Regions from separate parts of the Homo sapiens genome. Here region 1 is linked to region 2. A link is a loop called in an ENCODE intact Hi-C map of the cell type or tissue named here. Cell type or tissue: breast epithelium. All regions are shown on one strand. Each heading gives the region's core, and the rest is flanking DNA. Links, peaks and the distances in the headings are about the cores only. Region 1 has its middle 180 kb from the start of KLF5. Region 2 overlaps PIBF1 (progesterone immunomodulatory binding factor 1).

What was found. Peaks named below come from ENCODE experiments on the same cell type or tissue, not always from the same donor. Only the 100,000 strongest peaks of a DNase experiment are listed, where the experiment ranks them.
Region 1: a loop joins it to region 2, with 7 times the contacts of the local background. A loop is called at or near these places in 1 of 110 quality-filtered maps.

The regions. Positions count from the first base shown.
Region 1 is chr13:73,232,480-73,239,655 of GRCh38, forward strand. No RefSeq gene overlaps it. Among named protein-coding and RNA genes, the nearest start is that of KLF5, 180 kb to the left of the region's middle. In breast epithelium, for the core only: no CTCF peak of the experiment used is centred there; a DNase peak (open chromatin) is centred at 3,062; H3K27ac peaks cover 285 bases.
Region 2 is chr13:72,805,429-72,812,718 of GRCh38, forward strand. The region is part of intron 5 of PIBF1 (progesterone immunomodulatory binding factor 1); the gene reads left to right. Among named protein-coding and RNA genes, the nearest start is that of PIBF1, 27 kb to the left of the region's middle. In breast epithelium, for the core only: a CTCF peak has its summit at 3,739; no DNase peak of the experiment used is centred there.

The sequences.
Region 1 (7,176 bases), core at 1-5,000, 430 kb after region 2:
CCCTCCCTCCCTCCCTCCCTCTCTCTCTCTTTCTCCCTTTCTCCCTTTCTTTCTTTCTTTCTTTGACAGAGTTGACAGAGTCTCACTCTGTCATCTAGGCAGAAGTGCAGTGGTGCAATCATAGCTCACTGTAGCCTTAAACTCCCTGGTTCAAGCATCCTCCTGCCTTAGCCTTCCCACCTGTAGGACTACAGGTGCACACCACCACATCTGGCAAATTAAATTTTTTTTTTTGTAGAGATGGAGTCTTGCTGTGTTGCCCAGCTTGGTCTCAAATTTCTGAGCCCAAGCGATCCTCCTGCTTCAGCCTCCCAAAGTGCTGGGATTACAGGTGTGAGCCACTGTGTCAGCCCAGATATTGTATTTCTATTAATGGAATGTAGAATTCTCAGTATTTTAGGGTGTCAGGGACTATATATAAAACTATATATTTTTTATATATTTTAGGGTGTCAGGGACTATATATAAAACTATATATTTTATACTTATATACTTCCATTAAACATACCATTGATGAAATCCCTAAATTTTTTTTCACATTTGCTTTTGCTATGCCTTGTTACCGCCGTACTACATTTCTTCAGGTGGGTGTTTTGGATGCAAACACAGACCTTAACATTTGTTTCAGTGAAATAACATTTTATTCAATTCAAAACGTTGCTCCAGGTGCTTAAGATTTTTTTTGAGATTGATTTTTGCCACCCACCATACTTACTATTACTTCTAGCTTCATTGCGTCAAGTAATATGAAAACCTGTCCTCTGTATCTTCTTCTTTTTTTGAGAGACAGTCTCGTTCTGTTGCCCAGGCTGGAGTGCAATGGTGCGATCTCAGCTCACTGCAACCTCTGACTCCTGGGTTCAAGCAATTCTCGTGCCTCAGCCTCCCGAGTAGCTGAGATTGCAGGCACCCGCCACCACACCTGGCTAATTTTTTGTATTTTTTTCAGTAGAGACAGGGTTTTGCCTCATTGCCCAGGCTGGTTTTGAACTCCTGAGCTCAGGCAATCCACCTGCCTTGGCCTCCCAAAGTGCTAGGATTACTAGCGTGAGCCACTGCGCCCGGCTATATATTTTCTATTTTATTTTATTTATTTATTTATTTTTAGATGTAGTTTCACTCTTGTTGCTGAGGCTGGAGTGCAGTGGCACAATCTCAGCTCACTGCAACCTCCACCTTCTAGGTTCAAGCGATTCTCTTGCCTCAGCCTCCCAAGTAGCTGGGATTACAGGTGCCCACCACCATGCCTGGCTAATTTTTTTATTCTTAGTAGAGACAGGGTTTTGCAATGTTGGCCAGGCTGGTCTTGAACTCCTAACTTCAGGTGATCCACCTGCCTTGGCCTCCCAAAGTGCCTGAGATTACGAGTGTGAGCTACCATGCCTGGCCAAAACCTGTCCTCTGTATCTTCTAACAGTGCAACTAACAAACTGTTGACATTGATCCATCAGAAGGAGACAACTCTCCAGCATCGGCTTAGACTATCTGTTCTTCTTTTGCCATTCAGATCCTTGTTCATCATGTTTTCCCTTCAGAAATTTTCCCATATTTGAATGTTTTCAAAGTCTACCTGTTTTTCAAGGTCTAATTCAAAGCCCATCTCCTCCATGAAGTCTGCTCTGATCCATTGTGATTTTCCCGTCTCGGAAATTCCTAGGCATATTTGGATTCTTCACTCCTAACCTCCCACATCCTTTCTGTGAATGTAAACTCCACCTTCACTTCCAGTCTCATGAAGACAAGAACAATATTATTTATTAGCCTCTAGCCTCTGGCTGTCACAGTACCAGGCTGAGGGTAGTGTTTAATTGTTACTTGTTTGGATTGATTAGGCCAGTAGTTCTCAACAGGAGATGGTTTTGCCCACCTCCTCCTCCCTTTCCAGGGAATGTTTGGCTATGTCTGGAGACATTTTTTTATTGTCCTACTGAAAGGGTGCTACTGGCATCTATCTAGTGGGTAGAAGCCAAGGATTCTGCTAAACATCCTAAAGTACACCGGATGATCCCCACCCTAAAAAATCATCCAGAATGTCAATAATGATGATGTTGGGTAACTCTGTATTAGACAATTCAGGCGTGTTTTGATTGGCTTTTTAAAAGACTACTCCATCTTTCCGTTAAGAACTACATTTTGGTGACAGATAACATGTCTGCCGACCCTTCCTGGAAGGAATGCTGCCTCCACATAGTCACCTCTGTGGTTCAAGCCAGGGCAGTCAGTTTGTCTTGGTTAGGTTACTGAAAGAAGATGATTATGGGTGAGTTAGCAGGTATGGGCATAATAAAAGTGATTCCACAAGCTACAACTAAAAATTAGTTTTATTAGTTTCTGGCTATGCTCTCTATAAATGTCTAGGTTTGGGCTTCATTTTATTTGTATGTTAGAATGAGATAGTAAGAACTTTCCTCTAGCTATTTTATGAGGATATTTTGAAGAAAAAGGACATAATTTAGGTGAAAAGTTTTGAATTCTCTGGGTAGGAAAATGACCATTAAAGCATTACAATGATAATTATTAGTGGATATCTGGGGTACATGGGAACAAAGTACTTTATATAAGGTGCTTTATACTGCAAAGAAAAGACGCAATTAAAGCAAACATGTTGTTCTGGTTCTAACTTATATTTCTGTGGCCAGGCTTGATCTCCTAAACTATATATATATGTCTTCCCACCACCACCTGAGGAGACCCTACCGGAAACCATCTTCCTGACCCATGGGCTGTGGCCAGGTCCAAGAGAGTGGATGAGAAACAATAAGAAAATGTTTGCTGATCTTAGGATGTATGAGTGCTTTTATTATTATTTAAAATGGAAACTTTATGGGATTCAGAAAGCCATCCCTTGATAAACTTGGCTCCTTTCCATGGTTTTATTTTTGTTTTTATTTTGTTGCATAGCTCTGAAGGAGTTTTCAACACATACAAGGAGTTAAAAGACTTCTAAGCAGCGACGGTGCGGCCGGTCACAAGCATGCGTCCCTTTGGCAGGCAATCGCTCGTCTCCACGACGCCGGCCCGCCTCACCTACTATTTGTCTGTGTCTCTGTGGCTGTTGTGTGGCTGGCATCTACCCCCATGCTGGCGTGCCAAAGGAGTGAATGAACAATGGGATACCCTGGCACTGGCGGGTGTTTTAATAACTGTGGAAAATGAGGAATTTACAGATGCATGATTCAAGCTCCCACTTCAAAGTTCCTCCACCAAAATCCTCCTGAAATGAGAAGCAATACTACTGAACATAATGCAACCTTTTGCATGGCTGCCCAACATGACTATAAATCTGTGTGTGCAGTGTTTGGGAAAGTTACATGGCTGGGAAACCGATGCCCTGCTTTCATCTGGAATTTATGTGCAGTGTTCAGTAGGTAGGTGCTGTCTGGGAAATATGAGGGATATAATAGGAAGCAATTTGCTTTTCACTGGCAGTCAAGACTCAAGGCAGGCCTGGGCTCATTGAACAGGGGTTTAACCAGCAACGCTGCATGGCTAGATCCTCTTGGGCCTGAACTGCCTTCACTCTGAATGGAGAACATTCTCTCCCCGCTGGTCTGAGACTGTACTGGCAAGGAGGAGAAATAAGTCCTTTGTGTCCCACTCTTTCTTCATATTCTCTGCCTTCTCGTCTGCTCCTCAGTAGATATCCCAAGTCTTATGATGCTTTCAGTGGATGCCATGTCTCCTGCAGAGGCTCCTCATTCAAGCCTGTCCTGCTCCAGATCGATTATTTTTCTTTTTGTTAATAATTACTGACATTCATGTAATGCATAGTGGGTTCTACACTGTGCAAGTACTCATTAAACCTTACCTCACCTTGAGAGGTAGATTTTTTGTTTAGAGATGGGGTCTTGCTATGTTGTCCAGGCTGAGCTCAAACTCTTGGGCTCGAACAATCCTGCCGCCTCTGTCTCCTATAGTTGTTGGGTCTATGGGTGTGTGGGCTACTCCACCTGGCTGAGAGGTAAATCTGTTTTATTCCTAATTTTTATTTTTTTTGAGACAGGCTCTCACTCTGTCACTCAGGCTGGAATGCAGTGGTGCAATCTTGGCTCATTGCAACCTCTGCCTCCTGGGTTCAAGCGATTCTCCCATCTCAACCTCCCGAGTAGCTGGAAATACAGGCGCATGCCACCATGCCCAGCTAATTTTTGTATTTTTTGTAGAGATGGGGTTTCACCATGTTGGCCAGGCTGGTCTCGAACTCCTGGCCTCAAGCGATCCACCCACCTCTGCCTCCCAAAGTGCTGGGATTACAGGCATGAGCCACCATGCCCAGCCTATTCCTAATTTTTACGTAAGAGAATAGTCTCAAAATGCATAAGTAACTTGCCCATGGTCACACAACTAGAATGAGAAGTAGAAATTTGAACCCAGGTCCGACGCCCAAACTCATTACACCATATGATATTCTTCCCACCTCTCACCTTAAAACTCAATGATGGTATTTCCCATTCTTTCAGATTAGCAGCAACGAAACTATTTACCTTGTACATATTTCACAAATAGCATTTACATTTTAGCTGGGTCTTCTTGGACATGGTGCCTCAATAGAAAGTCCTGATTGTTATTGTTAGATTTTCCCACACTGTGGCAAATGTTGACGAGAGGGTGGCACCTTCTGATTGCCTATGAAAAATGCCACCCAGATGGGGAGGCCTGTGGTTTGCTGGCCTGCTTCGTCCAGTCCGTGACAGAGTGGTGTAGCTATTACTACCAGACAGGATAAATCCTGGACAGTGCTCTCTGGGCACTGTTGACATTTGCCTCGATGATTCTTCTTTCTTCCCTTTAAGACGGACCAGTGTCTTATTCTATGTCTCCTTCTGATATGCTAAAAACCTTCAATCCAGGCCGAGGTCAAGTGCTTTCTAAAAACTTCCTTTGTAAGGTTCCTCTCTTAGGCAGATACTACATATGAAATAATAACTACCAGCAGTAGCCAAAAGACCCTGTGCTATATTATTTTTATCATCTCTTCCTCACTATAAAATATTTGAGAAATGTAATTTTACTTTTGAGGCATTTAAATGAGGAAACTGACATAATTTAAGTGATTTTTCTAAAGCCACACTGCTTAGCAAATCTGGACCTTAAACTGACGAAGCCATCAAGGCAATGTTAGGAGTCTAGTTATGGCTGATGTGGCATACAATTCATCACATTTTTACCAGCTCCGTAATTAGAAACTGGGTGGTTATGCGTGGTTTACTGTGGTAGAGATTGATGATGGTTCAGTTAAGGATCAAAGAAAAATCATTTCCCAGTTCTCTATCCATTCATATTGTTGTGGTTTTTTTTTTTTTTTTCAAATCTTCCTAATTTTCCTTTTTTTTTTTTTCTTCTTTCCCGGAGTGAGTGCAAGCCAAGAAACCTTTGGAGTGTGACTTTGGGGCCAGGCAGTGTTTCGGTGCCACATAATGATATAGTAGTGCATCATCAGTTGCTAGATCTGGGTCTCCTTGGGTGATGGAGTGTTCTTCCTGGAAGCCTAGGGCAGGGGAAGGAGCCCGGGGTCATGAACAAACCTGTTGGTGTTCTATCAAATTAGTACAAAACTTTTAAAAGTTCTTTTATTTTTTCCTTTCTTCCTATATATTGAAAATATTTTAAGGATATGTATTTCTTTTCAAGTTTTTGCTTTGATTACAACGTTTTTATTCTTCTTCAGTTCTAAGTATTTTAGAAATTTCCATATGGGTTTGCTGCATCTCATGAATTATTTGGGAGTATGTTCCTGAATTTCCAATTGCATAGACTTTTTTTTTTTTTTTTTTTTTTGAGACAGAGTCTCACTCTGTAGCCCAAGCTAGGGTGCAGTGGCGAAATCTCCCTGAAACCTCTGCCTCTGGGGCTCACGCCATTCTCCTGCCTCAGCCTCCCAAGTAGCTGGGACTACAGGCGCCCACCACCACACCCGGCTAATTTTTTGTATTTTAGTAGAGACGGGGTTTCACCATGTTGCCCAGGGTGGTCTGGAATTCCTGAGCTCAGGCAATCCGTCCGCCTTAGCCTCCCAAAGTGCTGGGATTACAGGCATGAGTCACCGCGCCCGGCCTAGATTTTTAACTTATTTATTTTTATGTTTAATGTCTAACTTGATTACAGTGTGATCTGAGAGCATGGCCCCTCTGTACTGATTCCCTGAAATATGTTAAAACTGGCTTTAGGACATAGTTTTTTGGTTCATTTTTGTAAAATTCTCATGTGTATTTCAGAAAAATATTTATTCTCTAATGGTTTGGTTCAGGGTTCTATGTTTGTCTATAATTTAAGCTCACTGATTTTGTCATTGAAATCTATTTCTTTTTCTTTCTTTTTTTTTTGAGACAGAGCCTTTCTTTTTTGCCCAGGCTGGAGTGGCACGATCATGGCTCACCGCAGGCCCAACCTCCCTGGCTCAGGGGATCTTTCCACCTCAGCCTCCTGAGTAGCTGGGACTACAGGCACATGCCACCATGCCTGGCTAATTTTTGTATTTTTTTATAGATGCAAGGTTTCACCATGTTGCTCTGGCTAGTCTCAAACTCTTCCTCAGCCTCCTAAACTGCTAGGATTACAGGCATGAGCCACCACACCCAGCCAAAATCTATTTCTTTTTAAATTTTTGTCTGCTTAATTTGTCAATAAAGGAGACAGGTATGTTGAAAGCTCTTACTATATGATGATGAATATGTCAAATTTTGCAGTTTATTAATTTTTGCTTTATAAATTTCCAAGTTATATTAGATGTGCACAAATACAGAATTATAACATACTGGTAAATTTAATGTTTAAAAAAGTATTATGTAGTAGAGACTCTCTATCTTCAATAATGCTTTCTGCTTTAAAGTCTATTTTGTCAAGTTAATTTTATGCCCCTAGTTTTTTTTTTTTTTTTACTTTTCTTTTGGTTAGTATTTGTCTACATAGTTTTTACTTTTGACCATTCTTATGGATATTTTATAAATGTGTCTCTTGTGAAGAATGCATATCTTTAAAAGAAACAAATAAACAATCAGACAATCTTTGTCTTTCAATTGGACATTTCAGATTTTTTACATTTAGTGTGATTTGGGAGTGTATTTTGAATTGTTTCTTACAATTTGTCTTGTTTTTCAAATTCTATTCTGTTCTTTTAGGAATAATATTGGAAATTTTTCTTTCGTTTCAGAAGACATGATCTTTATATTTTGATAA
Region 2 (7,290 bases), core at 922-5,921:
ACCACACCTGGCCTGAAGTTACTAACTTTTAATAAGACATGATCCAAATTTTTCATATGACATTATTCAAAAGATCTTCATAAAGTGATTCAACAAATATTTTATTCTTCAACTCATACTTATTTAAGGTTGGATATTTTAAGATAAACAACATTAGTCTTATTAATGACTTTATGTAATTTTAAAGTTGGATACAATATAAGCTTTGGGGAAAAAAACATGACTAGATGGTATTCACCCAAGAATTTTAAGGGACTTAAAGGATGAACCTGAAACTGCAGCACATGTATAATATTGCTATCAAACAGAGCACTTGAAGTAGGTGTAATTGCTTGAAAGCTGGTAAATTGCCTGCCTGAGTCTAGAAACTAAAGACCTCCACACTTAAAACTGATAAAGCACTCTTTTATGCTTACTGAGCTTGTGTAATGCATGAAGATTAGGATCAGTGAATACTTAGGCAAGTTAAATACTTCCCCTTATGGGGGAAGGTCAACAGAGTGGTACAAATGGACAAATTATATTTCACATATATATAAAGAGAAAATAGAGAACAAATTATATAGACTTTCAAAAAGCCATTGACAGGTTTTAAATTCTAGCTTTTAAAAATTGGCAGGCTTTTAAAAAATTACAGTGAATAACATAACATTAAATTTAAGACTTTATTTTCATGTATACAATTCAGTAAAGAATACTCACATTGTGCAACAGATCTCTAGTACTTTTGTATGTTGCAACACTGAAAACTACCCACTAGACACTGATTCTCCCTCTCCCCTCCCCCAGTCATTGGTAACCATTTTTTAACTTTGTTTCTATGATTTTGATTAGTTTAGATTCGTCATATGAGTAGAGTCCTACAGTATTTGCCCCTTTGTGATTGGTTTCAATTAGCATAATGCCCTCAGGGTTTATCCATGTTGTAGCATGTGACAGAATTTTCTTTTTTTTTTTTATTGTACTTTAAGTTCTGGGGTACATAGGCACAACGTGCAGGTAGTGTTACGTAGGTATACTCCTGCCATGGTGGTTTGCTGCACCCATCAACCCGTATCTACATTAGGTATTTCACCTAATGCTATCCCTCCCCTAGTCCCCCACCCCCTGATAGGCCCCAGTGTGTGATGTTCCTCTCCCTGGTCCAAGTGTTCTCATTGTTCACCTCCCACTTATGAGTGAAAACATGTGGTGTTTGGTTTTCTGTCCTTGTGATGGTTTGCGGAGAATGATGGTTTCCAGTTTCATCCATGTCCCTGCAAAGGACATTAACTCTTCCTTTTTTATGGCTGCATAGTATTCCATGGTGTATATGTGCCACAGTATCTAGTCTATCATTGATGGGCATTTGGGTTGGTTCCAAGTCTTTGCTATTGTGAACAGTGCCACAATAAACATGTGTGCATGTTTTTATAGTAGCATGATTTATAATCCTTTGGGTATATACCCAGTAATGGAATTGCTGGGTCAGATGGTATTTCTAGTTCTAGATCCTTGAGGAATCACCACACTGTCTTCCACAATTGTCTTTCACAGTCAGGTTGAACTAATTTACGCTTTTTTTTTTTTCTATTTTAAGGTTACATAATATTCCATTGTGTGTATATACCACATTTGCTTTATCCATTCATCTATAAATAGATACCTGAATTGCTTCTACCTCTTGGGAGAAATGGGCAGACTTTGTAAGAAGTGTTATCATGAATTCTCAGGAAATTGTTTTCTCTTTAGTAGGTGAAGGATAAGAGCCAAAAAAAAAAAAGGAATAAAAAGAACTAAATGAAAAACAAAAATAGAAGTATTCTTCAGATACAACTGTTAAATCCAATCTTATTCATTATTTAACATTTTAATACATTTATTGGGCTGGGCACAGTGGCTCTCGCCTGTAATCTCAGCACTTTGAGAGGTCGAGGTGGGCAGATCACCTGATGTCAAGAGTTTGAGACCAGCCTGGTTAATATGGCAAAACTCCGTCTCTATTAAAAATACATAAATTAGTCAGGTGTGGTGGCAAACACATGTAGTCCCAGCTACTCAGGAGGCTGAGGCAGGAGAATCGCTTGAACCTGAGAGGTGGAGGTTGTAGTGAGCCAAGATTGTGCCACTGCACTCCAACCTGGGCAACAGAGCAAGAGTTTGTCTCAAAAAAAAAAATTTAATACATTTATTGATGAGGAAGCACAAAGTATAATCTCAAGTTTGTAGACAGTAAAGTTTTTCTGAGCAGTGGAACACCAAACTAGTAGGGCAGATTGGAGGAAGGTCTCAAAAGGTAAGTGGACTGATTATAAATGAATGTGTTTTCTTTTTAATAACTATCAATCAGCTTATATTCCCAAAATTAGCATGTTCAAAATTGATCACCTGCCCCAGAGTGTAATTTTTTGCCATTTTATTATAGAAATTTTCAAACGTAACTTGAATTTCACAATGACACCAGTATATTTATCAGTAAATTTCTGCCATTAACATTTTTATTGTATTTGTCTTATCAAATACCTCTCCATCTATCCATCTGCCAGTCACATTTAATTTTATGGGAAAATGCTGAACTTTTTTTTCCATTTGTCAGTAATTTCTTCCTTTTCATTACTGAGTGGTATTACATTGAATGGCTCTAGTTATTTACCATTTAATGGGCATTTGAGTTATTTCCGATTCAGAGACTTTACAAACAAAGCTCTGAGAACATTTGAGTATGGTTTTTTGTGTGGACATGTTTTTTCTCTTGAGTAAGTACTTAAGTGTGGAATTTTTTACTTCTAGAATTTCAGTTTGGTTATTTATTATAGCTTTTATTTCTCTATTTGTTTACTTATTATGAACATATTTTCCTTTACACCACTGAGAATTGTTAAAATAGGAGCTTTAAAATTCTTGTCTGCTAATTCCAAACACTGGGTCACCTTGGAGTTGATCTCTGTTGATTGTCTTTTCTTTTAGAAATGGGTCACATGTTCCTCTTTCTTCAGATGTCAAGTAACTTAAAATTGTTTAGACCATCGAGTAAGTGTAGATGAGAACATTGTGAGTATTATGTTGTTGAGACTCTGCATTTTATGTACCTCTAAACGGTGGTGATGTTCTTGTTTTAGCAGGAAATTACTTGGTTGTACTCAAACAGCATACTCTGTCTATTGGGCAGGTGTTCAAATTTCAGTTCAATTTTTTTTGGTATTATTGGGGCTGCTCAGAGTCTGTCCTACACATATGTTGTTTAGAGGGTAGCCAGATACTTAAGCAGAAATTACCCAGAGAATTCAGTTTCCCCTCTCTGGCTATCTCTGAAATTTCCTCCTCATTTAGAGCAGCTGCAGTTCCCATAAATACCAAAGATTTTCTCATGCACCTTGATCCATCCAACCTGGCACAGAATGGGACTGGCCTCAGGCTAAGGGCTACTAAACAAAAACAAAAAATACCAGGAAACTCACCTAAATGCTGAAAATGATAGCAATAATGACAACTCCATAGTGGTTTACTAAGAGAAACTAAGGTATTTGTTAGGCATATCTCTGAGTTTTGAGACCAGCAATTAAGAAAACAAATTTTCCATTTTACTTAAAAAGTTTATTCTCTACAGAGAGTTCATGAATCTGGAGAAAATAAAATTACTCTCAGTCTTTCCGTTTTACTTTATGGATCTTTCTTATCCAAAATGGTCTTAATTTTTTTCACCACTTGGGGGCAGTATATGTCCCTTTTTTTTTTTTTTTTTTTTTTTAATTAAACCTGTTGGGGGCTATTTGGAAAATGTGATTATTTTTGAGCTAGAGACCCAAAGCTTTACATTTAGTTACCTTATTTTCATTTATATTCATTATTTCATATAAAATGCCTGCAATCAATCACATAGTATCTTTTTCTAGTAAAATTTAATATATTTAGAACTTGGAGAATGGAGTATCAAAACAAAAATTTGTGTTCCATAATATGTATTCAGAGATGTCTCAGTTATTGCACTAATTTCATAATTATGCCTACCAGAAATATTGAGAATTTTTAATTCTGTTAAAACCAAAAACATTCAGGGTTTTAAATTCTGTTAAAGCCACATGAAATCATTAAAGCCACACAATTACACAGTTAATTTGACTCTGCTTTTGTTTGTATGAGATTAAAACTGTTTAAGAAATTTAATAGAAGGTTTTTTTTTGGTTTTTTTTTTTTTTTTTTTGGAGATGGAGTTTTGCTCTTGCCCAGGCTGGAGTGCAATGGCATGATTTTGGCTCACTGCAACCTCTGCCTCCTGGGTTCAAGCAATTCTCCTGCCTCAGCCTCCCGAGTAGCCGGGAGTACAGGCATGCGCCACCATGCCTGGCTAATTTTTGTATTTTTAGTAGAGAGGGGTTTCACCATGTTGATCAGGCTGGTCTCGAACTCCTGACCTCAAGCGATCTGCCTGCCCTGGCCTCTCTAAGTGCTGGAATTACAGGCATGAGCCACTGCGCTTGGCCAGAATGTGATTCTTGACCTTTAAAAGGAAATTACTCTTTCTGAAGTGGCAGTTTTAGTGGATTTCTGGGATTTCCTTTTGTAATTTTTTCCAGATCTTTAGTTATTTGCAAATAACATCTAGATACTATTATAACACTGGAAAATAGGGCTCATCTTTTACTTCAAGTCCGGAGTTTATTTAAAAGTGTCAGTAATGTAGTCTAATTCTGGCTTATTTTGAGTTACATTATGTATATGATCTTGTGTATGGTACTTTATGTTTATAAAAGTGCTTATAGATAACTTTATTTCCTATTTATGAATTTTCTCTATTAGCAGGTCAAAATTTTGGTTGATCACATGCAACTCAGCTATATGTTGCTGTTTTGCTATTATAGAGTTAGTTCAGCATGCTTTTTCATATCAAAAGGATGTGATGTTAGAGATACAGTGTAAGGCATTAGTGAATCTGCACTTAATAAAACTATTAAATTTCATGAGGAAATGGTGAAATATTTTTCTCTTATGAGAACTTTGGTAACTAGGAAGCAAGAAGAATTTTGTCAAGAGTACTTCCTTGTTTAGAAACATAGTTACATTCTTTAAAAAATTCTGCAAGATTATCTTGAGGTTCATCTTAAGTATTCATATGTAAGTAATTCAGTTAATTTTATTTGTATGAAAATGAGTTATTTCATTGATGAAACATATTTGTTTATTAAAGTTTTTATATTTTAGGGAGTGTTAACTGTTTTCTGAGATTTCTTTTTATCTTATCCAAGTGATGAGCTTAAAGTTTCTTTGTAAGGTACATATTTATGATGATACCCATCAGTTATAATTATCCTAGAATGCTTAACAAATTAGTAAACAGTGATAGATTTGCCTCTTTATATTAAATTTAAAATGTATAAGCATTGCTTAAAATTTAGATTCATAGCCACCTGCATGGGTTCTATTTTGGTCTGAGGTGGAACTAAGAACCTCAATTTTTTTTTTTTTTTTTGAGACGGAGTCTCGTTCTGTTGCCCAGGCTGGAGTGCCTTGGCACAATATAGGCTTACTGCAAGCTCCGCCCCCCAGGTTCACACCATTCTCCTGCCTCAGCCTCCCGAGTAGCTGGGACTACAGGTGCACGCTGCCACTCCCGGCTAATTTTTTGTATATCTTTTTAGTAGAGACAGGGTTTCACTGTGTTAGCCAGGATGGTCTTGATCTCCTGACCTCGTGATCTGCCCACCTTGGCTTCCCAAAGTGCTGGGATTATAGGCGTGAGCCACCGCACCCAGCCAGAACCTCAATTTTTAATAAACAACCCAAGATTCTAATGTGGCGGGTTCATGGACACTGACCACAAATCATTTTTTAAGCTATTTTTGTTAACTTATTAATTGAGATTTAAAAATAACTTTGAATTTTTAATTACATTTCCTGATTTGAAATTTATATATTGGCTGGGCACCATGACTCACTGCTATAATACCAGCACTCTGGGAGCCCAATGTGGATGGATCACCTGAGGTCAGGAGTTCAAGACCTGAACATCGGGAAACCCCATCTCTACTAAAAATACAAAAATCAGCTGGGTGTGGTGGTAGGCACCTGTAATCCCAGCTACTTGGGAGGCTGAGGCAGGAGAATCACTTGAACCCAGGAGGTGGAGGTTGCAGTGAGCGGAGATCGCGCCGTTGCTCTCTAGCCTGGGTGACAGAACAAAACTCCGTCTCAAAAAAAAAAAAAAGAGAGAGAAATGTATATATTAATGCCATTTCTTGCCGCCAATATAAAGTTAATATGTTTTAATATATTTAACATATTCAAGAATATAATTGAAGTCATACACTATTACGTTACAACTTGGACTTACTAAAATCCCTCTCTTGCCTATACCTCTAAAACCTCTAAAAAATTGCTCCTTCACAAACCTGTTAAGTTTTTACAAATAATACAAATGGCTTACGATAAAAGTGCATGAGGGAAAAAAAATTCATGGGAAAGCTAAAATGAATGCAATTTTAAGTACGACATAATTGGGAAGAAGTTTCATTTAGCTGATTGTTTTATACATGCTGTATGAAGAGACATAATCTTTTAAAGAGTCATAAGACTTTTTTTTCCCTTTGCTACTGTGTGTATAATCTTTAGTAAATCTAGGAACTTGTAAATTTTAGGGGCAAGTTTTGAGGGGCTTATTGGGTTTTGAGATGAAATTTTGAACCCAGTGGCCAAAAGGATGTATCACTACATGATGGCACGGGAAAACTCAGGAGGGACCTTACCAAATACTTTGGTTTAAATCCAGAGATACCATGATAACTTCGTTCTCTTGATCTGCATAGTGTTTCTAAGCCAGATTCCACAGATATGTTTTGGAGTATCTAAGAGTTCTTTTTGATAATTTTTAACTTTATGATTTAATTTTTTTAATGACCTCAGAAATTAACAGATGCATATGATGGTTCATCTGAATGAATAATTTATAATAGAGTACTATCACTATGATGTCATTGCCCATGTTTGCATTTAATTTTGTCATGGCATTAGCACCACAGATCACAGTTTAAAAAAACAGTAGTCAACTGTCCAGGCACAGTGGCTCACGGCTGTAATCCCAGCACTTTGGGAGGCCAAGGCAGGAGGATTGCTTGAGCTCAGGAGTTCGAGACCACCCTGGCCAACCTGGTGAAACCCTGTCTCTACCAAAAATACAAAAACTCCAGCCTGGCCAACATGGTGAAACCCTATCTCTACCAAAAAATACAAAAATTAGCTGGGTGTGGTGGTGCAGGCCTGTAGTCCCAGCTACTCGGGAGGCTGAGATGAGAGAATTGCTTGAACCTGGGAGCCAGA